Regions from separate parts of the Homo sapiens genome. Here regions 1, 2 and 3 are each linked to region 4. Evidence: chromatin contacts called from ENCODE Hi-C or POLR2A ChIA-PET data. All regions are on one chromosome and are shown on one strand. Each heading gives the region's core, a stretch centred on a gene start or an enhancer-like site at or near the end of the contact. The rest is flanking DNA. Distances are from core to core; before and after follow the strand shown. Region 1 holds the start of ZNF343 (zinc finger protein 343). Region 2 holds the start of LZTS3 (leucine zipper tumor suppressor family member 3). Region 3 holds the start of ITPA (inosine triphosphatase). Region 4 holds the start of PCED1A (PC-esterase domain containing 1A).

Evidence for each region. A loop is a pair of places that touch in the nucleus more often than their neighbours do. ChIA-PET counts read pairs that join two places held with the same protein, here RNA polymerase II (POLR2A). Pooled maps may share reads with other maps.
Region 1: a loop to region 4 is called in a map of CD4-positive, alpha-beta memory T cell, with 13 times the contacts of the local background. The contact joins the promoter of ZNF343 here to the promoter of PCED1A in region 4. A Hi-C loop is called at or near these places in 2 of 168 maps with a recorded cell type or tissue (CD4-positive, alpha-beta memory T cell and naive thymus-derived CD4-positive, alpha-beta T cell), 1 of 37 single-sample maps with no recorded cell type and 15 of 50 pooled maps. POLR2A ChIA-PET finds 5 or more read pairs at or near these places in 2 of 52 experiments (activated T-cell and naive thymus-derived CD4-positive, alpha-beta T cell).
Region 2: a pooled map shows a loop between it and region 4 (6-fold over the local background). The contact joins the promoter of LZTS3 here to the promoter of PCED1A in region 4. A Hi-C loop is called at or near these places in 5 of 50 pooled maps. POLR2A ChIA-PET finds 5 or more read pairs at or near these places in 4 of 52 experiments (PC-3, WTC11, activated B cell and 1 more).
Region 3: a pooled map shows a loop between it and region 4 (4-fold over the local background). The contact joins the promoter of ITPA here to the promoter of PCED1A in region 4. A Hi-C loop is called at or near these places in 7 of 50 pooled maps. POLR2A ChIA-PET finds 5 or more read pairs at or near these places in 2 of 52 experiments (activated CD8-positive, alpha-beta memory T cell and activated T-cell).

The regions. Positions count from the first base shown.
Region 1 is chr20:2,507,055-2,512,000 of GRCh38, reverse strand. It overlaps ZNF343 (zinc finger protein 343), which reads left to right and starts at 3,086. Exons shown (of 6, transcript NM_024325.6): 1 at 3,086-3,120. RefSeq lists enhancers at 1,665-2,260, 2,802-3,111, 3,762-3,821.
Region 2 is chr20:3,170,505-3,175,224 of GRCh38, reverse strand. LZTS3 (leucine zipper tumor suppressor family member 3) reads left to right here and starts at 1,676. Exons shown (of 5, transcript NM_001365618.1): 1 at 1,676-1,770. It overlaps LOC107985414 (a long non-coding RNA gene), which reads right to left and starts at 1,535. Exons shown (of 2, transcript XR_001754477.2): 1 at 1,035-1,535. RefSeq lists a silencer at 1,453-1,792.
Region 3 is chr20:3,205,878-3,210,832 of GRCh38, reverse strand. It overlaps ITPA (inosine triphosphatase), which reads right to left and starts at 1,335. Exons shown (of 8, transcript NM_033453.4): 1 at 1,216-1,335. The coding sequence starts at 1,281. RefSeq lists enhancers at 1,140-1,209, 1,092-1,740.
Region 4 is chr20:2,837,750-2,842,698 of GRCh38, reverse strand. It overlaps PCED1A (PC-esterase domain containing 1A), which reads left to right and starts at 2,044. Exons shown (of 8, transcript NM_022760.6): 1 at 2,044-2,488; 2 at 2,766-2,910; 3 at 3,428-3,507; 4 at 3,617-3,855; 5 at 3,953-4,103; 6 at 4,221-4,467. The coding sequence starts at 2,787. VPS16 (VPS16 core subunit of CORVET and HOPS complexes) reads right to left here and starts at 1,954. Exons shown (of 24, transcript NM_022575.4): 1 at 1,872-1,954. The coding sequence starts at 1,924. RefSeq lists enhancers at 1,146-1,677, 2,211-2,742, 4,219-4,518.

The DNA of each region.
Region 1 (4,946 bases), core at 1,837-4,336, 330 kb after region 4:
AAGATCACATCATCTGTGAATAGAGATAGTTTTACTTCTTCCTTTCCCATTTGGATGGCTTTTCTTTTTCTTGTCTAATTGCTATAAATAGACCTTCCAGTACAATGTTGAATAGAAGTGGCAAAAGTAAGCATCCTTGTCTTGTCACTGACCTTAGGGGAAGAGTTTTCAGTTTTCACCATTGAGTATGATGTTAGCTGTGGGTCTGTCATAATTGCATCCCATGCTGTGAATGTAGGCTTTGAGACTGCTGAAGAGCCAGGGAGGAAAGCAGGGCGAGGGGCAAGTAAAACATTGCAAAATTTTCCTAATTTTCTCTTTTATGAATAGACTTCATTTTTAGATGAATTTTATGTCCATAGCAAAATTAAACAGAAGGGACAGAGATTTCCCATTGATGTCACCTCTGTCCTTGTATTTTTAATTCAACTGTTCCATAGATTTTATTCACGTGATGAATAACAGTCACATGGAGCACAGAGGGATGCTGAGGGAGGGCTCCAGATCAAGGGCTGGATTTGAAACTGTCCCAATTGTCCCACAGAATTGATGTTTATGGTTTCTTTGAATAAACAGAAATTGGTCCTTCCAGGCCAGGTGCGGTGGCTCATGCCTGTAATTCCAGCACTTTGGGAAGCTGAGGTGGGAGAATCACCTGAGCCTAGGAGTTTAAGATCAGCCTGGGCAACATGGTGAAACCCCATCTCTACAAAAAATTAAAAAATATTGCCAGGTGTGGTGGCATGTGCCTGTAGTCCCAACTACTCGGGGCTGAGGTGGAAGACTCACTTGAGCCCAGGAGGTTGAGGCTACATGAGCGGTGATCATGCCACCGCACTCTAGCCTGAATGACAGAGCAAGTCCCTGTCCAAAAAAAAAAAAAGAAAGGAAAAGGAAAGAAAAGAAATGGATTCCCCCAGTCTTAAAACTTGAGAAGGTCACATTTGTCCTGAGTTCCTTTCTCAGGAAAACCAAACATCAGGCCTCCCAGATAGTATCAAGGAGCTGCAACTTACCAAATCATTGCATGTGGACAATGAGAACCCACACTCCTCATCAGTCATATTGCCTAACCAATCACCTCCTTCCTGTTCCAACTTACCTCTCCCTAATTTCTGTTTTCCCACACATAGTTACATTTCTTCCCTGCTATACAAACCCCTGATTTTGGTCAGTCAGGGAGATGGATGTGAGACTGATCTCCCATCTTCTTGGCTGCAGCACTCAATTAAGGCCTTCTTCCCTTGCAATACTCGTCTCAGTGATTGGTTTTCTGACTGGCAACCAGCAGGACCTAGACCCAACCCCTGGTGTTTCAGTAACAGATTCTGCCCAGTACTAACACGGCAGCCTCCAAGACAAGAGAAGGGAATTGGTCCTTTCTGTGAAAGGCAGGACAGAATATCAAGAAATGTTTGTCTGTCTCCTGGCTCACAACGGCCTTGGGGCCATGTTCTCTATCTCCTGAGTACTGGAGAACAGAGAAGCCTCAGAAGGCTGATATTGGGAAGGTGAAAAGAAATAAGAAGATGGAAGGAGGTGTTGGAGAAAATAAAAACAAAATCTCCTGCTAACCCAGAAAATCCCCTTCACAAACGTAGAAAAGAAGGAGAACAGTTTTATTACCAAATAATATTGAACTGGACTGGGAAGCACATTGTAGACAATCTGCTAATCAGATGCCAGACAGAAAGAGATCTTACTTTTTATCTAGTTGGGCAGATACAATCTATTACAAACATGTCCTCAAAATTAATGGTAATTTGCCCCCTTGTAAGAGGATTTGACATTGTTTGCTATACAATTTTTCATAATTCATTCTAAATTCACCTGGTAATTGGAGTAGCCATCTACACTAGTTAATTGCCTTTATCAAAAAGAAAAAATAAAACTTTTATCTGTGACAAGCGGGCAGTTACGAGTTTGGAGCTAGGCACCTAAGCTAAACTCCCAAGGTGACAGGGAGATAAGGGCACTATCTTCTTCACTGTTTACATTTCAAAGAGATGGCTCATCAGGCCTTTGGGGGAAACATTCCTCTTTTGTAAAGTTGGCAGGTGCTTATTCAGCCTTTCAAAAGTATCAGGTACATATCAAAGGAGCACTTATACATAGATTTCTCATGGAAATACTCCAAGGGCGTGAGGTCAGGTTTATTTCCCCTTCAGTAACAAGTAAAATTTAATTCAATTTGTATTTGCCATTAAGATTTAAACGCGCCTCCTATGAGCTGAAGGTCTGATCTGCAAACCCCTAATTGCCGTGTTGCAGAAGGTACCAGCGTAGCCCAGTTTTAAAAATATTATTAGTTTTAAAATATATACATTTAACTCCTGGGCTCAAGCCATCCTCCAGCCTCAGCCTCAGCCTCCCTCGGGGTTACAGGAATCCCAGGCGCGCGCCACCACGCCCGGCTCTAGTAGCCCAGATCTGAACCGGGATCTTAGATAAGAGGCCAGAGAGCCAGACTCCAGCCTGAGTGAAGCTTCCACCCTCCAGAAACTGGATGAGAGTCTGTCCCTAACTTTGAGGACTTCGACAAGAAAGGTGACTACAGGCCACCCACAGGAGTGCACTGGTGTTGAGGGTAAGGGTTCAACTGAGACGCTGGGAGGCGGCTTTGCCCTGCCTGTGTGTCACAGGCAACACGAAGTCGAATCTACATAGTGCTCACGCAAGGTAGTTCGCGTGCTATGGAGCCTCAGCCCAGGGAATTCAGGTGGTCCGGTGCAGTAAACTCTGTACCCAACACACGCCTGACAGACAGCGCATTGCTCCCGCTAGATTCGCCAATCGGAAATGACTTCTCTCGTTGACCCCAGCTTCCGGAAGCGCCTGCGGAAGCTGCCGCAGAGGCTTGTGGGGAGTGTAGTCTTTTTTTTGCAGAATGGGCCAAGGGGACAGAGACTTCACTCGGGAGCCAGAACCTGTTTTCAACATGGGTATTTTAAGAAGAGACGGAGAGGCTGTCACTGCAGTGGTCACTGTCCTGGAAAAGTAACCGTTGCACGGCCCAGAAGTGGCTCTGTGGCGGCCAATGGGAGCCGAAGCCTGCGAGGATGTTGGGAATTGTAGTTCTGGCGTCGGTCGGTGGCCGAGATCCCGGGCACGCTGGCTCTGGTGAGCGCGGCCTCCGCGGCTCCTTGGCCCCAGGATGCCCTCTCTCGTGGGGAAAGGAGGGTCGGGAAAGGCCGAGCGTAGGTTAGGACGCGGGGTAGAGTGTGGCCAATGGGGAGTGCGGGTTGGAGATATTTGGTTTTTGGAGGAGAGGGCGCAGCTCGCGGTGCTCATTGGGGCGAGGCGATGGGGTGAGCCCCTGCTTGCCCGGACCTCCGCGGACCTTTTTTCCCCCCGGGGGGACGAGAGTGACCTAGAACTCTAATGCCTGTCTTGAACCAGGCGGGATTATTCTGGGTCAACCAGTTTTCGAATACGGAGGGCGGCCCCAGTCGTGCGTCCTGGGGTTTATTTGGGCTGTGGGGTTGAGTTCTGCCAGGGCCAAATGGACCAACATCCCCGCGGCTGGGGTGGGGACGTGGCTAGGTCCGCACATCCCTGGGTGGTTTTTGGCTGGGGAGCGTCTTGAGTCCTGCATCACCGAGTTTTTCTGTTTTTTGGGTGGGGCTGGATATGTCCCGAGTGGTGACCGGGGTGGTTAGGGGGAGGCCGTCTCAGGCCTTGATGCTTGATGGACCTTGGTTTATTAGGGGTTGGGGGGTTGGAAGTGGAGGTGAGCTTGACGTGGTCAAAATATCCTGAGAGGGCCTGGGCGAGTGTCTTGGGTCAGGAGTCCCTGGGGTTTTTAGGGAGGTGAGGGAGGTTTCGTCCTCTGATAGTGGTGGGCTGTATCACTCTGACAGGCATCTAGGCAGCTCTTTTGAATGGGGGCAGGTCTTTTCTCTGGGACCTGTTGTCTCAAGGTGTGTCATGTGGGAGGTGCCCCCTGTGCTTTGTGGCAAAGTTCCTGGGTTTGGTCGTCATCTGGGTGGCCCGTCTGGCTGACTCCTTTCCTGGACTGCTTTTCCCTCACATGTTAGGGCCAAACATCTGGTTTGGGGCTGTGAAGGGTTAGGTCTGGTGGGGAACTCTGACGGCTTCTAGTTAACAATCCAAATCACTTCCGGCATATGGTGAGTTCTGGATATCAGGCGTTTAATTTTATTTTTAATTTTTTCGTAGGGACAAATTTTAAACCTACCTAGTAGAGCTATTCAGTGAACTGCCACGGACCTGTCACCAGATTCCACATTTGTTAACTCATGGCCAATTTTGTTTCATCTACATCCCCTCAACCCTATGTGTGGATACACTTTGAGAATTGTCAGACCCCACAGGGATTGGCCATTGCTGACATCATTACTGGCCCAGCTGGCTAAGCGTGTGGCGCTCCACAGCTAGACTTCAAATCTAGGCACTTTCTAGCATTGTCAATTTGAGGAAGGTGTAGAACTCATGGAGCTTTGGGGAGGTAAAACTTGCATGGTGTCTGGAATTGCCTCTGGTATACAGTAAGAGTTTAGTAAGTGTTAACTATTACTAATAGTATTATAATTTGAGGCCCATAGGCATTAAAGGGATAAATATGTAATAGCAGCTTGTCAGGGCAGACTGTATTCTGATGTCCCCACATGGTTCTGTCCCCTAGAAGCTGTTTACATTATTCTCTTCTCTGACAGATCTGAGGCTTATTTTGTTAAAGGAAAAGGAGGCCTGCTCTTTTTTTTTTTTTTTTTTTTGAGACACAGTTTCACTCTTGTTGCCCAGGCTGGAGTGCAGTGGCGCGATCTCGGCTCACCGCAACCTCCACCTCCCGGGTTCAAGCGATTCTTCTGTCTCAGCATCCCGAGTAGCTGGGATTACAGGTGTGCGCCACCATGCCCAGCTAATTTTGTATTTTTAGTAGACACGGGGTTTCTCCATGTTGGTCAGGCTGGTCTCGAACTCCT
Region 2 (4,720 bases), core at 427-2,926, 330 kb before region 4:
TAAACAGACAAACCCAGCTTTGCATTTTCAGTGCCAGAAGACAATGAAATAAAGACAAGAGTTTTGAGGGGGAAAGCTTGAGACTCAAGAATCCTATAAACAGGAAATCATTATAAAGGCATTCTCACCTAAGGCAAAGGCTTAGGAAATACAACATTCCAGAGTCCTCCCTGAAATCACCAGTCATGTGAGAGATGGGTCCAAATGAGGAATAGAAAAATTAGAGCACAAAAAACCGGCAGTAACATTGAAACCAATTAAACAGAGTTGGCAAAAGCCAAAAACAAGGATTGAAAAAGAATGTTGTGGCTTAAAAAAAAAGTGTAAACAAAAGTTAGGTCTGTCGTCCTGATTAAGTGGACAAATATAAGTAGTGAGGGCGGCAGGTAGGAGGCAGAAAAGCACACAAAATTTCTCATGGGGGAATATAAAAACGAATTATTTGTCACTGACTTTACTAATGTGTGAAATGTAAACTATTTTCATTTGATAAATCTAAAGGCAGCCGCGAGAAGAATTAAAAATACTTTCTGCCTTGAAAATCACGATAGAAGATAAAAGCAAATGTGGGAAAATTCAGAAAACAGGAATAAATAAAAACTATAGAATACGAAGTCGTAAGACCAAACACAACACCTATAAACAGCAGAGACGTAATGCGTTAAATCCCAGCCAGAGCAGAGGCGCTGCAGTTCTTAGGGCAGACCCTGGTGCCTCCAGGCTTTTGCTAGTGCTAAACTCTCGGCTAGGCTTGCCTCCCTACCCTATTCAAGGCTGAGGCCTCAATTCAAGGCCGACTCCCTCCTCCCGGCAGTCCTCCCGGGCCGCCCTAGGCTGAGTGAGCACTCCCCACAGTGAACGCTGCCCGCGCGGGCGAGGCCGGCGCTCCGGGTCCGGTACGAAGTCCCACCTCACTCCCTCTCACCCCGGGTTACAGCGTGTGGTCTGGGGCCACGCGTTACGCCAGGCGCGGGGCACAGGGTGAAAGCGTTCAATCCTGCTGGAGTGTAATGTGTATTTTTTCCCCGTCGCACCTTCCAGACGGTGATCCAGTGTGAGCAGCAAGTTTCAAATCGTCTCCGTTTGGTCACGAACGGAGTTTACTGCCCCTCGACGCCTCCCGCACGACAGCCCGTGGTCCTCGCGCCCGGGCGGGTCGTTGCTCGGCCGGGCGGATCCACCCGCGACGGCTCGTCCCGACCCCTCCCTAGCGGACTTGCAAGGTCTCAGGGCGTCCGCTGGGAGGCCGCGTCCCGAAGAGCTGGCGCGGGAGAGGAATGGGGCTCGGGGCTCCGAGTCGGGAGCCCCTTCCCCCAAGCAAGAGGGGCTCCTCCTCCTCTTCCTAGACGTGGGATTCAGGGAGGGCGCGGTTCCATTGGATTTGTTGCAGAGGAACGACTGGGCCTGAGCCCAAGCCCAAGGGCCTGGGGGGTAACGAGCGATGAGCAGAGGGGCTCGCGGCGGACTTGCTGCGCCCTAGAGAGGGTGAGGCTGAGGGGTCCCACGCGCGGGCGGGGCGCAGCGACGAAGGGGTTAAGGCGCCTCACCCCGCCCCAGCCCGGGCATTGGCTGCCCTGGGGGGCGTGGCCGGAGGGCGGGCTCGCGTTTGCCGCAGCCGCTGGTGGGCGGGGCTCGGGCGGGGAGCAGGAGGGGCGCGGAGCGGAGCCGGGCCCGCGCAGCGCGCCCCGCCGGGCGTGCTTCGGGCTGCGCCAGCAAGCGGGGCCGGTGGCGCCCGTGTCGGAGACCCCGCGCCGGACCCTGAGGCAGCGAGTAAGTGAGGCAGGCCCATCGTGGCATCCCTCCCGGCTCCGACCTGCCGCCGTGCCTGCTGCACTGCGCGGCATGTCTGACCTGACCCGGACTGGGTAGGGGGCGCGTCCCGCTGCTAGGGTCCCAAGGGGGAGGGGAGCGGAGAGGAGGCGGATGATGTCATGGATGCTTCGCCCGGCCTGGGGGGAGGTGGCGGCCAGAGGGGGTGCGGCTCGGATTATGTCACCTCTTCCCTCTGCGCCCCGCCCCCCGGGGCCACACGCGTTGGTGGGGAGCCTGGGGAGGTGCGGGCGGGGTTTCCCCCATCGCAGGGACTCCCAGGTCCTGTGGCCTGTGGCTGGGGTCTCTATCAGTTGGCTCTGCGGGCCGTGGGCTGCTGGTGAATGGCGACCCCCCCTCCCACCCCCAGCAGAAGCTCGTGTGTGCGCGCGTGTGTGTGCTCGGGGTGGAGGGGGCGCTCTCGGCCCCCTCAGTCCTGAAACACTGGCTTCATCAGAGCCAGTAGCTAGGTGATGGGCCCATTCCGCTGCCAGTGCTTAGGCCACCGAGGGAAGACGGATCTCCCCTCACTCATCCCAACCAAGAAGTTCTGGATATCTCTGCACCCCAAAAGCCCTGCAGTGCCCCCAGATCCCTTTCCTCCCTCAGTCCTGCTTCCTGGAAACCCCTCCTGCTCTCCCTGCCCGGATTCACTGCCTCTTTGCATTGCCCATAACTAGCATTCCCACAGGCATTTGCCCTGCATTTCCTTGGTGCAGGGCCCAGAGACCCCCAGGACTCTGCCCTCTGTGCTCCTGGGAAACCTATAGGCCAGCCCTGGGGAGGCCTCAGAGTGAAATCTCCCTGGGGTGTCCTCAGCCAAGTGCTCCAAGATGCCCCCTCTGGGGGGTGGAGATCAGGGATGCTGTCCTGAGGCCAGCCTTTGAACTGGTCTAGAAGCATGTAGGATGGGCACAGAGAGCTGGCAAGAGCTTGTGTGTGAAGTAGAGAGGGGCTCAGGTCAGGGTAGATAGAGGAGGGGCATCAGGAGAGTCCTTGGGGACCCTGCTGCAAGCTCTGCTCTGGTTCTGGGGACCAAGAGGAATACCAGGCATTTCACCCATCATACATTTACTTCTTAAAATGCCTGCAATGTAGGTGTGAGAACCCGAGGTGAAATAACCTGCATGAGGTTGCACCCCTAATCAGTCAAGCTGGGATTTACACTTGGAGCTGATGCTGCCAGAACTCTGTCTACTGCACTTGGTCTTGCTCATGGAAGGATTTGGACAGAGCAGGGGCAAGATCAGCTTTGCCCTTTAGAAGGAATCCCCTGGCAGCTGCCTGGGGGAGGGAGTGCAGGAGAAGAAAGTCCATTGAGGAGCCCCCAGCAGGGGTGCTGGATGGAGGGGCTGGCTAGAGATTTTTAGGAGATAGAATGGGCTGGGGTTGGGGCCTCTGAGACCCCAAGTGTTCCTAGCTTTGGGAGAGACACAGGTTGAGGGGTGGGTTGGAGGTACCTGTACATGTAACTGTCAGGTAGAGTCCGTTTGGCCCCCTCATGACGCTAATACTGTGTATAATGCCCCAGGCACTGAGGGCTGAGGTGACAGAGATCGAGGCAGTCAGGCAACAGGCTGTCATCTCAGGGTGGTGCACTGATGCCAGGAGGCTGCCTTTGCAGACCATGCTCAGTTACCTGGACTAGTTCAGGACCGTGACCTTTCCTCTCAGTTCAGTTCCTGCTTACCAGGGAAACATCCCCTTCCTTGTCCTGCCGGTGTCCTGCTGGGATTTTTTTTTTTTTTTTTTTGAGGGGGTATCTCACTCCGTTGCCCAGGCTGCTGGAGTGCAGTGGCGCAATATCACTGCAACCTCCACCTCCTGGGTTCAAGCGATTCTCATGCCTCAGCCTCCCGAGTAGCTGGGATTACAGACACGCACCACGACGCCCGGCTATCTGCTGGGATTTTGTGGAAAGAAGCTGCAGCAGCCAAAGCTTGGGAGAGACAAGGGGCAGGGCATGCTTGCAAGGGGTTAACCATGACAGGTTACAATTACGACAAGAAGCTCTTTAGGCAGTGAGGCTCCAGAGAGAGCTTCTGTGGGTTGATAGTCAAGCATTCCCCAGGTAGAGCACGGAGAAAGGAGGCTCAGGACAATGGTCCTGGGACCTTGTTTCCATCCACGACTCGAGGCATCTGAGACTTGCTAGGGACTACACACACTCTAGAGAAACAGTAGGGGAGAGTGGCCTATGACCAGCCCCAACCTATGCTCAGGTTGTCCTTTCCCGGATCTCAGAGAAGGTGTACTACATGTTTGTATTGCCCCTTATAGTTTACAAAGCACCTTCCCAAACATTATACCCTGTCACTCAAGGTCAACATGATCACTGTTGAGGTTTATTCCTGCCCAGATCCAGGTATCTGGTGCAGTCACCTTGCTATCCCCTTGCCTAGATCTTTCATCTCACTATTGGCAACTTCCCTCAGCATATTAACACACAGGTTTCTACCATGGTTAATTTTAAAATTAAAAAAGCCCTTGAATCTCAAACCTCCTTAAATAACTGTCTTCTCTTTTAGCAGGAACTCTGCCATGTCTTTCTCTGCACTCCTCTAGCCTTGTGGACTGCCTTTGTTTTGTACCACTTTTTTTGTTCTGTTTTGTTTATTTGTTTGAGAGGGAGTCTTGCTCTGTCACCTATGCTGGAGTGCAGTGGTGCGATCTTGGCTCACTGCAACCTCCACCTCCTGGGTTCAAGCCATTCTCCCGCCTCAGCCTCCTGAGTAGCTGGGATTACAGGCATGCACCACCACACCCAGCTAATTTTTTTGTATTTTTAGTAGAGGCAGGGTTTCGCCCTGTTGGTCAGGCTGGTCTCGAACTCCTGATCTTAGGGGATCCACCTGTCTTGGACCTCCCTAAGTGCTAGGATTACAAGCGTAAGCCACCGCGCCAACCTGTT
Region 3 (4,955 bases), core at 86-2,585, 370 kb before region 4:
ATGTTCTGCCCACCTCAGCCTCCCAAAGTGCTGGGATTACAGGCGTGAGGCACTGCACTCGGGTTCCAGCTCCTTCTTTAAGTGAGGGCAATATTCTCAGCCAGAGGTTTGGGGTCTCATGCCCACTGTCCTGCATGGGCTCTGTTCAGGGTGGACTGCCTGACTGGTCTGGCCTCAGGATCCCAAACCTTTTTTCGGCAAAAGGCTCTGGTTCCTGAGAAGGCCACTCAGTCCTGGCACCAAAGTGACATCAGTCCCTCCCTACACTACAGGCAAATGTAGGTGTCCCTAGTGATTACACCCCACTGGTCTGCCTCAGACATATCCAGTGGGTGTCATCCTGATCCCCCACACATGACCCCCACTCCATGGCTATGGCTGATTGAACAGGGGCAAACTCTTGATTCAAGCAAAGCCAGTCGGAGCTGATATCTGGTAGAAGCCTCATTGTTCCATCCCCCAGCAGGGAAGAAAGGGGAAAGATATGAACAGGAATAGGGATCAGCATCCAGAGAGAACAAGGACAAGTCAGCTTCTTGAGAGAACTTCAGGTCCTGTGGGACACGATAACACTATATTCCCACAGGAGTCATCTGGTGGCTTACATGAGCTCCCTGTGTGTTTCTGTTACTTGCTAGCCACAAAGTCCCTGCAAACAGAAACTTTAGATCCACTGCCTCCTTTACTCCTCCTCTCTATAGCGCTGTGAAGCAAATGTCCTGCATCATCCCCATTTCACACACGCGAAAAGAGGTTAGAACATTTCAGGACGGTGGTGAGGCACGGACTGCTCAGTGTGGAACTCCGTCCCACGCCCTCTCTGGGTCCTGCTAGCCCTGGCCCAGCAGCGGGATGTGGATAAGTCCCAGAAGAGTGTCGGGACACTGGGTTGGGGTCTACTTCAATAGGTGACCTTCGGGGCGGTTGTTAAGAGCCCCGCTACTCCTCCGGGTCCCGCAGTCGCTGACCACACAAGCCCTGTGTCGGGATCTGTCGAGACCCTCGTTCCCTCGCCAACCCCGGGGCGCCCCGATTCTGCAGCCACTCCCTTCTTGCGCCCCAGCTTTTCCACACAGCCGGGTCAGGACCCATTCTTCCGGGCTGAATTCTGTTCTCTCTCCATGCCTCCTCCCACGTGCTTCCCTCCTCCCGGAAGCCCCTTCTCCGCCCTATTCCCAGCCGCCTCCCAGTTAGCCCCCAACACCCTCCCGGCACCTCCTCCAGCTTCTTGGCGTTCCCCGTTACAAACACGATCTTCTTCCCCACCAATGAGGCCGCCATGGTGATCCCCGGTTACCCAGCTGAGCCACCGAAAACTCCTTGGCGTCCAGTGACAGAAAACTTCCGGCTGGTGGCGGAAGTGAACGGCTCAGTTTCCGGCCAGGGGTCCCGGGGAAAGCCGACCCGGACCCCAAGGCGCGTATCGGGCGAGTGGGCTCGCGGTGGCGGCCTAGCCCACAGCGTCCGATTTGCTGGGGGCCTCCCGAGCCTGGAGACTGAGTGACCCACCCCTCCTGCCTAAGGGACGCTATCTTCAAGAACCGGAAGAGACCACTCCCACCCCCACCCCGCCCCTGCTTTCGCTCTTCTCTGCAATGGGGTCTCCGAAAGGAGAAGACTGCAGCCCTGTGACCCTGGAGGTTTGCGCTCTCCTATGCTGTCTCAAAAAACTGCCTCCTTCTAGGCAAGGGCTTCCAAACCCTCATCCTGATCTCACCTTCAGCCTTACCCGCCAGCTATGATCCACTCGACTGTGAACTTAAACTCGGCATAGCCTAAAACAAGCCCAAACTTCTCACCCGTTTTCACTCCTAGGCTTGAGAGCTCAGTATGTAGAGTTCCTCACTTCCTCATCCCTCCAGCCTCTCAAATCTATCACCCCTTCTCCGTGGCCACCGTTTCAGCCAGATCTTTGCATTCCAAACACAACAGAAAGTAGGAAGTGCCCTCTCAAAGGTGGGTCTGCTGAACCTCTGCTGATACTCTCTTTGCAGCAAGTCATCTGACCTCCCTCCTCCAGAGACTCAGCCCTCTGCCCCCCGCCTGGACCCCTGTGTCAGTACCTCTTGAATGGCCACTTCTGCCCATGGACAAGAAAGGGAGGGAGTCTGAGTTCTTACCAAGCTCCTCAGGCCATTCTGATGCTCATCAAAGTGTGGGAAAGCCCGGTGGCTCACGCCTGTAATCCCAGCACTTTGGGAGGCTGAGGCGAGTGGATCACCCGAGGTCAGGAGTTTGAAACCAGCCTGACCAACATGGAGAAACCCCATCTCTACCAAAAAGTACAAAATTAGCTGGGCATGGTGGTGCATGCCTGTAATCCCAGTTCAGAGAATTCAGGATTCAGGAGAATCGCCTGAATTCGGGAGGTGGGGGTTGCAGTGAGCGGAGATCGTGCCATCGGACTCCAGCCTGGGCAACAAGAGCAAAACTGCGTCTGAAAAAGAAAAAAAATGTGTGGGAACCACTGCTTTGGGTGGTGACCTGTTTTCTTTTATTGAAGTAGAAACACTAACCATTATGCAGAGTCCCTAGAGGAGTGGCCATGGGGATTTGGGGGCAGAGGAGGGCTTGGGGGACATCAGTTACCCCGAGGAGCCTGAAAAGAAGAAAAACAGCCCACCTTACATGGATGCCTTTCTTGGATCTTAGCCAGCTCAAGCCCCAGCTCAGGAAAACCTTCCCTGAGCTCCCTTTCATCTGCTTGCATAGCACTGACCTCTGCACTGCAAATAGATATTCATTTGTGTGATTCTGTTTTCTCTTCTAAAAATCCTAATGGTAAAAACCATATCTGTTTTTGCTCACCTCTCTTTTTCTTTTTTTTTTTTTTTTTTGAGACGGAGTCTTGCTCTAGTCACCTGGCCTGGAGTGCAATGGCATGATCTTGGCTCACTGCAACCTCTGTCTCCTGGGTTGAAGCGATTCTCCTGCCTCAGCCTCCTGAGTAGCTGGGACTACAAGCACCCCCCACGACGCCCAGCTAATTTCTGCATTTTTAGTAGAGACGGGGTTTCACCATGTTGGCCAGGCTGGTCTCGAACTCCTGACGTCGTGATATGCCCACCTCGGCCTCCCTAAGTGCTGGGATTACAGGCATCAGCCACTGTGTTTTGTTGTTGTTGTTGTTGTTGTTTTGAGATGGAGTCTTGCTCTTGTCGCCCAGGCTTGAGTGCAGTGGCACGATCTCGGCTCACTTCAACCTCCGACTCCCGGGTTCAAGGGATTCTCCTGCCTCAGCCTCCTGAGTAGCTGGGATTACAGACATGCACCACCACACCCAGTGAATTTTTGTACTTTTAGTAGAGGTGGGGTTTCACCATATTGACCAGGCTGGTCTCAAACTCCTGACCTCAGGAGATCCCTCCACCTCAGCCTCCCAAAGTGCTGAGATTACAGGCTTGAGCCACGGTGCCCAGCCTCACCTCTCATTCTTAAATCCCAGCTCCTGGTACATAGTAGGTGTTCTGTAATGTAAGATAACTAGCTTGGGCACAGTGGATCACTTGATCCCAGGAGTTCAAGACAAGCCTAGACAACATGGTGAAACCCAGTCTCTACAAAAAATACAAAAAATTAGTTGGGCTTGGGGGCACACACCTGTAGTCACAGCTGTTTAGGAGGCTGAGGTGGGAGGATCACCTGAGCCTGGGAAGTCGAGGCTGCAGTGAGCCAAGAGTGCCACTGTACTCTAGCCTGGGTGATGTGAGTGAGACCCTGTCTCAAAAAACCAACAAACAAAAAGATCACAACTGACATCTATAATTACAAGTCCATAGATAACTTTCTTTTTCATTCTTTTATTTATTTATTTTTTTTGAGATGGAGTCTTGCTCTGTTGCCCAGGCTGAAGTACAGTGGTGTGGTCCCGGCTCACTGCAACCTCTGCATATTGGGTTCGAGCAGTTCTCCCACCTCAGCCTCCTGAGTAGCTGGGACTCCAGGCATGCACCACCATGCCTGGTTAATTTTTGTATCTTTCTTCTTCTTTTTTTTTTTTTTTTGAGACAGTCTCACTCTGTCGCCCAGGCTGGAGTGCAGTGGCGCGATCTCAGCTCACTGCAAGCTCCGCCTCCCGGGTCCCCACCATTCTCCTGCCTCAGCCTCCCAAGTAGCTGGGACTACAGGCGCCCACCACCACGCCTGGCTAATTTTTTTGTATTTTTAGTAGAGACGGGGTTTCACCGTGTTAGCCAGGATGGTTTTGATCTCCTGACCTCGTGATCCGCCTGCCTCAGCCTCCCGAAGTGCTGGGATTATGGGCATGAGCCACCACACCCGGCTAATTTTGTATTTTTAGTAGAGATGGGGTTTCTCCATGTTGGTCAGGCTGGTCTCAAATTCCCGACCTCAGGTGATCCACCCACCTCGACCTCCCAAAGTGTTGGTTGGGATTGTAGGCGTGAGCCACGGTGCCCAGCTTTTTTTTTTTTTTTTTTTTTTTTGAGACTGAGTCTCACTCTGTTGCCCAGGCTGGAGTGCAATAGTGTGATCTCGGCTCACTGCAACCTCTGCCTCCCGGCTTCGAGAGATTCTCCTGCCTCAGCCTCCCAAGTAGCTGGGATTACAGGCACCCACCACCACGCCAAGCTAATTTTGTATTTTTAGTAGAGACAGGGTTTCACTGTGTTTGTCAGGCTGGTCTCAAACTCCTGAGTTCAGGTGATCCACCCACCTCAGCCTCCCAAAGTGCTGGGATTACAGGTGTGAGCCACCTCGCCCAGCCCATATTTTTTCTTTTTCTTTTTCTTTCTTTCTTTCTTTTTTTTTTTTTTTTGAGACAGAGTCTTGCTCTGTCGCTCAGGCTGGTGTGCAGTGGTGCAATCTTGGCTCACTGCAACGTCCGCCCCCTGGGTTCAAGTGATTCTCCTGCCTCAGCCTCCCGAGTAGCTGGGATTACAGGCATGTGCCACCACGCCCCACTCATTGTTTGTATTTTTAGTAGAGACAGGATT
Region 4 (4,949 bases), core at 795-3,294:
CATCTAGATGTATCTATATATATATAGATACATCTATATATCTATCTATATCTATCTATCTATAGATAGATATAGATAGATATATCTATATATAGACGGAGTCTCACTCTGTTGCCTGGACTAGAATGCAATGACGCTATCTTGGCTCACTGCAACCTCCGCCTCCCAGGTTCAAGCGATTCTCCTGCCTCAGCCTCCCAAGTAGCTGGGATTACAAGCACCTGCCATTATGCCTGGCTAATTTTTGTAGAGACAGGGTTTGACCATGTTGGTTAGGCTGGTCTCAAACTCCTGGCCTCAGGTGATTCACCCACCTTGGCCTCCCAAAGTGCTGGGATTACAGGCATGAGCCACTGCGCCTGGCCTAAAATAATATTTTTAATTTTTCAGAGGGAGTATGCTATGTTGCCCAGGCTGGAGTGCAGTGGTTATTCACAGGTTCTAACATCGGTCCCTACACCCTCAAACTTCTGGGCTCCAGTGATCCTCCTAACTCAGCCTCTCCAGTACCTGGGACTATAGGAACATGCCACAAAGCTCGGCCCAGTAAAATATTTTTAAAAAACTTTAATGGGCAATTATTACATAGCAAGCACTGTTCTAAATATGCACTGGTGATAAAGAGAAGCAAGAAACATGCTTTTGGCCGGGCTCAGTGGTTCACGCCTGTAATCCCAGTACTTTGGGAGGCCAAGGTGGATAGATTGCTTAAGGTCAGAAGTTCAAGACCAGCCTGGCCACCATGGTGAAACCTCACCTCTAGCAAAAAATACAAAAATTAGCCGGGCGTGGTGACAGGGGCCTGCAGTCTCAGCCACTCGGGAGGCTGAGGCAGGAGAATCCCTTGAACCCGGGAGGCGGAGGTTGCAGTGAGCCGAGTGCCCCTGCACTCCAGCCTGGGCAACAGAGGAAGACTCTGTCAAAAAAAAAAAAAATGCTTTCAGCCCTGAAGGAGCCTGGTTTAGCAGAAGAAACCTATACAAATGTCGCCTAAATATACAAATAGACCATACCTAAAAGACCCTAGCACTGGGCCCAGTGAGGCCCACAGGATTCTATTGGGGGAGAATCAGGCACAGTTCCAGAAAGAACCCTTGAACTACTAAGTCCTGAAGGATGCGCAAAATTCTTCAGTGAGATAAAGAGAGAAATGGCAGTATCCACAGAAACTGCAGACTGGTTAGGGCCTTGTAATTCTGCGCAGCTGGAACGCAAGATTTGGGTAGGAGAGCGGTAGATGAGGTTGGAGAGACAAACGGGCTGCCTTACAGATAGACGTTCCACGAGAAGTTCGTAGTTTTTCCTATTAGGGAAGCTATGGGAAAATCCTAATCTGGGTAACGATGTAACGGGTTTACACTTTAGAAAAATCCGTGGTTTAGGACTCTACAACTCCCATGGGCGGGCTGCCCTAACCCAGGGGTTCCCACTTCCGCTGTTCCGGGATTCACGGACGACTCGCCCCCTTTTCCCAGCCTTGGTCAGCACTGTTACCCCGCCCGCCGTGCGATCCCGCCCCCCTCGGAGCGCCCCTGTGGTCTGACTTCAGCAGCACTTTCCGGCAGGAGACTGGGCACTCGCTGTCACCCGCGAGCTGCCTCCCTCAGCGAGATCTGAGCATCTTTCCGGAGGCTAACAGACCTGGGCTTCGGGGTGACCACTGTGCTTGCCTCAGTTTCCTTTTCTGGAGCAGGGGAAGGCCCGGCTCCCTGCCCAAAGGCGGCTGTGCGCTAAGTGGCAGACGCTCGGGGAGAGCCGGCGCGGGGCGGACCCCAGCGCCAGTAGTGACAGGGGCGAACGCCGCCGGGAGACTCCAGCCGGCGGGCGAGCAGGGTAAGCCAGGCCGTGGGCGGGAGGGCGGGGCAGCTCACCGGTAAAAGGCAGAGTCCCCGAGTGGGTTCCAGTTCGCCGTGTAGCAGTCCATGGCTGGTGCAGACGGCAGCTGGGAAGCACCGAGGGGACACCCACCTAGAGCGGGCTCCAGGCCGGCACTTCCGCTTCCGCCCGTCCGGGTCACGTGGCGAGGCCGCCGCCGCGGCCATCACCACTGTGGGCAGCCTCACTTGGCTGCCGCCCCGAGACCCCAGCCCGTACCTGGGCTTCGCGCCCGCCAAGTGGGCCCAGCCCTGGCTCCTGCGCCCTGTGGCGGCCACCTCCATCGCCTTGCTTTCCCTTCGGGCACTGGGGGTCGCTCAGGGCGGGACATGGGTGAACGGAAGTGGAAGCTGTGAGCGTCGCAGCCCGAGGCGCCGAGGCCTGAGGCGCCGTCGGGGCCACAGCGACGCTCGCATGGAGAGCGCTGGGCGCTGGGCTGTGCACCGACGGCTAACCTGGACCCACGGTCTCTGCGGGGCGGGAGCTTTGCAGAACCGACTGGCCGACTGGGGCGCGGGAACATGAGGCTTGGCTAGGAGCCCGCTGCGGGCCAGGCGCGCGGTGCGCAGGCATACCCGGGTCGCGGGTGAACACCGCGGAGCCCCGGGACTTGGTAATTGGCGCGAGCGGGTGCGCGCATGCGCGGGACGGCGGCGGGCACGTGGCGAGGCGCAGGGCGGCGCCGCGCGGGAAGCTCCCCAGTGCCCTGGAGGCCTGCTGGCTGGACGACCCCCTGCCTCTGGTACCAAGTGTGACCAAGGCTGGCGCCACCATGGCTCTGCTGCCGTCACCTCCTCCCTTTAGCATTGAGCAGCCCCGGAGGGGCTAGCCCTGAGGCTGACCTGCCCAGAGTCCCCACCATCGCGCTGCTTAGTGGCCTCTCCCTGCAGCCTGTCGTTGCTGGTGGCGGCATGGTCTTCTGTCTGTCGAGCGAGGAGCCGCGCCGCCCGCTGCGAAGCGACATGGTCCACTTCCAGGCCTCGGAAGTCCAGCAGCTGCTACACAACAAGTTCGTGGTCATCTTGGGGGACTCCAGTGAGTGCCTCTTCTAGGGTGACGCTTCCAGTCCCACACCTTGCAGCCCGTTCAGTGTGTCTGGACCATTTGTTTCCATCTCACATCTCTTGTCTGTCTTCTGGTCTGTTCCGTCCAGTAGGTTTTCTCTTTTTATGTCCCACACATCTTCCACAGGAGTCCTGACAGGTGTAATAACCTGTGCACTTTTTAGCCCATCCTTGCTCAGCATTTCTCGCCCTGACAGCTCCCCATAATTTCCATCACGAAAGCGTTGCATTGTGTAGTGTGTCTCCTGGGTGACTTGGCCGACTTAATTTCTGCCAGGTGATCTTGGGTCACTGTATACTGCTGGCCAGGAGGCACACAGAACAGAGGCAATGCCAGGACTTTTTAACCTCATCTTTTCTCCTGCGTCTAAGTCAACCACAGAGCTGGTGTCGGGCACCTCAGCCCTGGGAAAATGGGGTCCTGGACTTGGAAGGAGCTGGGGCAGGCTGAGGTCTGCCTCAGCCTTGGGATCTCTGTCTCCTCCCAGTTCAGAGGGCTGTGTACAAGGACCTGGTGCTCTTGCTCCAGAAAGACTCACTGCTCACAGCTGCCCAGCTGAAAGCCAAGGTGAGGGAAGCTTGGTGGCCATGTCAGTGGTGGGTGGGCACAGACCCTGGCCTGGCAGGGTTCTCCTCCCTGGCATGGGTCTGACCAGTAGGGTGGGGGGGGTGGGTAGGGGGAGCTGAGCTTTGAACAGGACCAGCTGGTGGCTGGGGGCCAGCTGGGCGAGCTGCACAACGGGACACAGTATCGTGAGGTCCGCCAGTTCTGCTCGGGCTCTGGCCACCACCTTGTGCGCTTCTACTTCCTCACTCGTGTTTACTCCGAGTACCTTGAGGATGTTCTGGAAGAGCTGACATATGGACCTGCCCCGGACCTGGTGATCATCAACTCCTGCCTCTGGGATCTCTCCAGGTTGGGGCGAGGGAAAGGGGAATACTGGTTGGGGCTGGAAGTACGGCTGAGGCAGTCCACCCTTGTGCTCTTGCCCACCCTGTGTGTTATCCAACAGATATGGTCGCTGCTCAATGGAGAGCTACCGGGAGAACCTGGAGCGGGTGTTTGTGCGCATGGACCAAGTATTGCCAGACTCCTGCCTGCTGGTGTGGAACATGGCGATGCCCCTCGGGGAACGTATCACTGGGGGTTTCCTCCTGCCAGAGGCAAGTGACTGAGGCCCATCAGGACAAGAGATGGGATAGCAGACTGGTAGATAGGACACCCTGCTTTCAGACCCTGCTGCGTTCTGTGGCTCTTAGAGGCTGCACTTTCTCACTTAGCTCCAGCCCCTGGCAGGCTCCCTGCGGCGGGATGTGGTTGAAGGGAACTTCTACAGTGCTACGCTGGCCGGGGACCACTGCTTTGATGTCCTAGACCTCCACTTTCACTTCCGGCATGCAGTACAGCACCGTCATCGGGATGGTGTCCACTGGGACCAGCATGCACACCGCCACCTCTCACACCTGCTTCTGACCCATGTGGCTGACGCCTGGGGCGTGGAGCTGCCCAAGCGTGGCTATCCCCCTGGTGAGCCCTACCATAAGTGGGGGGGTAGTGATGCACTGGGGCCCTCAGAGGACAGGGCTCAGAAACAGAATGGGACACAGCCACTCAAGGGAAGTAGAGGTCCCTTGAAGGACTCCTGTGGCTTCTGCATGCACCTTCCTCAACCCCTGAGGAGGGTTAGATCATCGGAGCAATATTCTTGTCCAAGTTCCAGTTTTCTACAGTCTGGCTGTGTAGTCATTTCTGTGTGCTTGAAGGAGCTTGTACAAGTATTGACCACATAAGGCAGCATGTTGCAAGGGTCCTACCCAACAGATTAACAGGAAAGAAATGGGGCATGGGTGTGAGGAGTGGAAAGACAGGGAGGAAGGGCCATCCAGGCAGTGTGGCAGAAGCAAAGAAGCCCACAGCTGGGGGGTGGGGGTACAGTCAACTGGCAGGGTGTGGAACAGGGATGTTGCATCGGGAAGGCCAGCCTTATGGACTTGGGCTCAATGGACAGT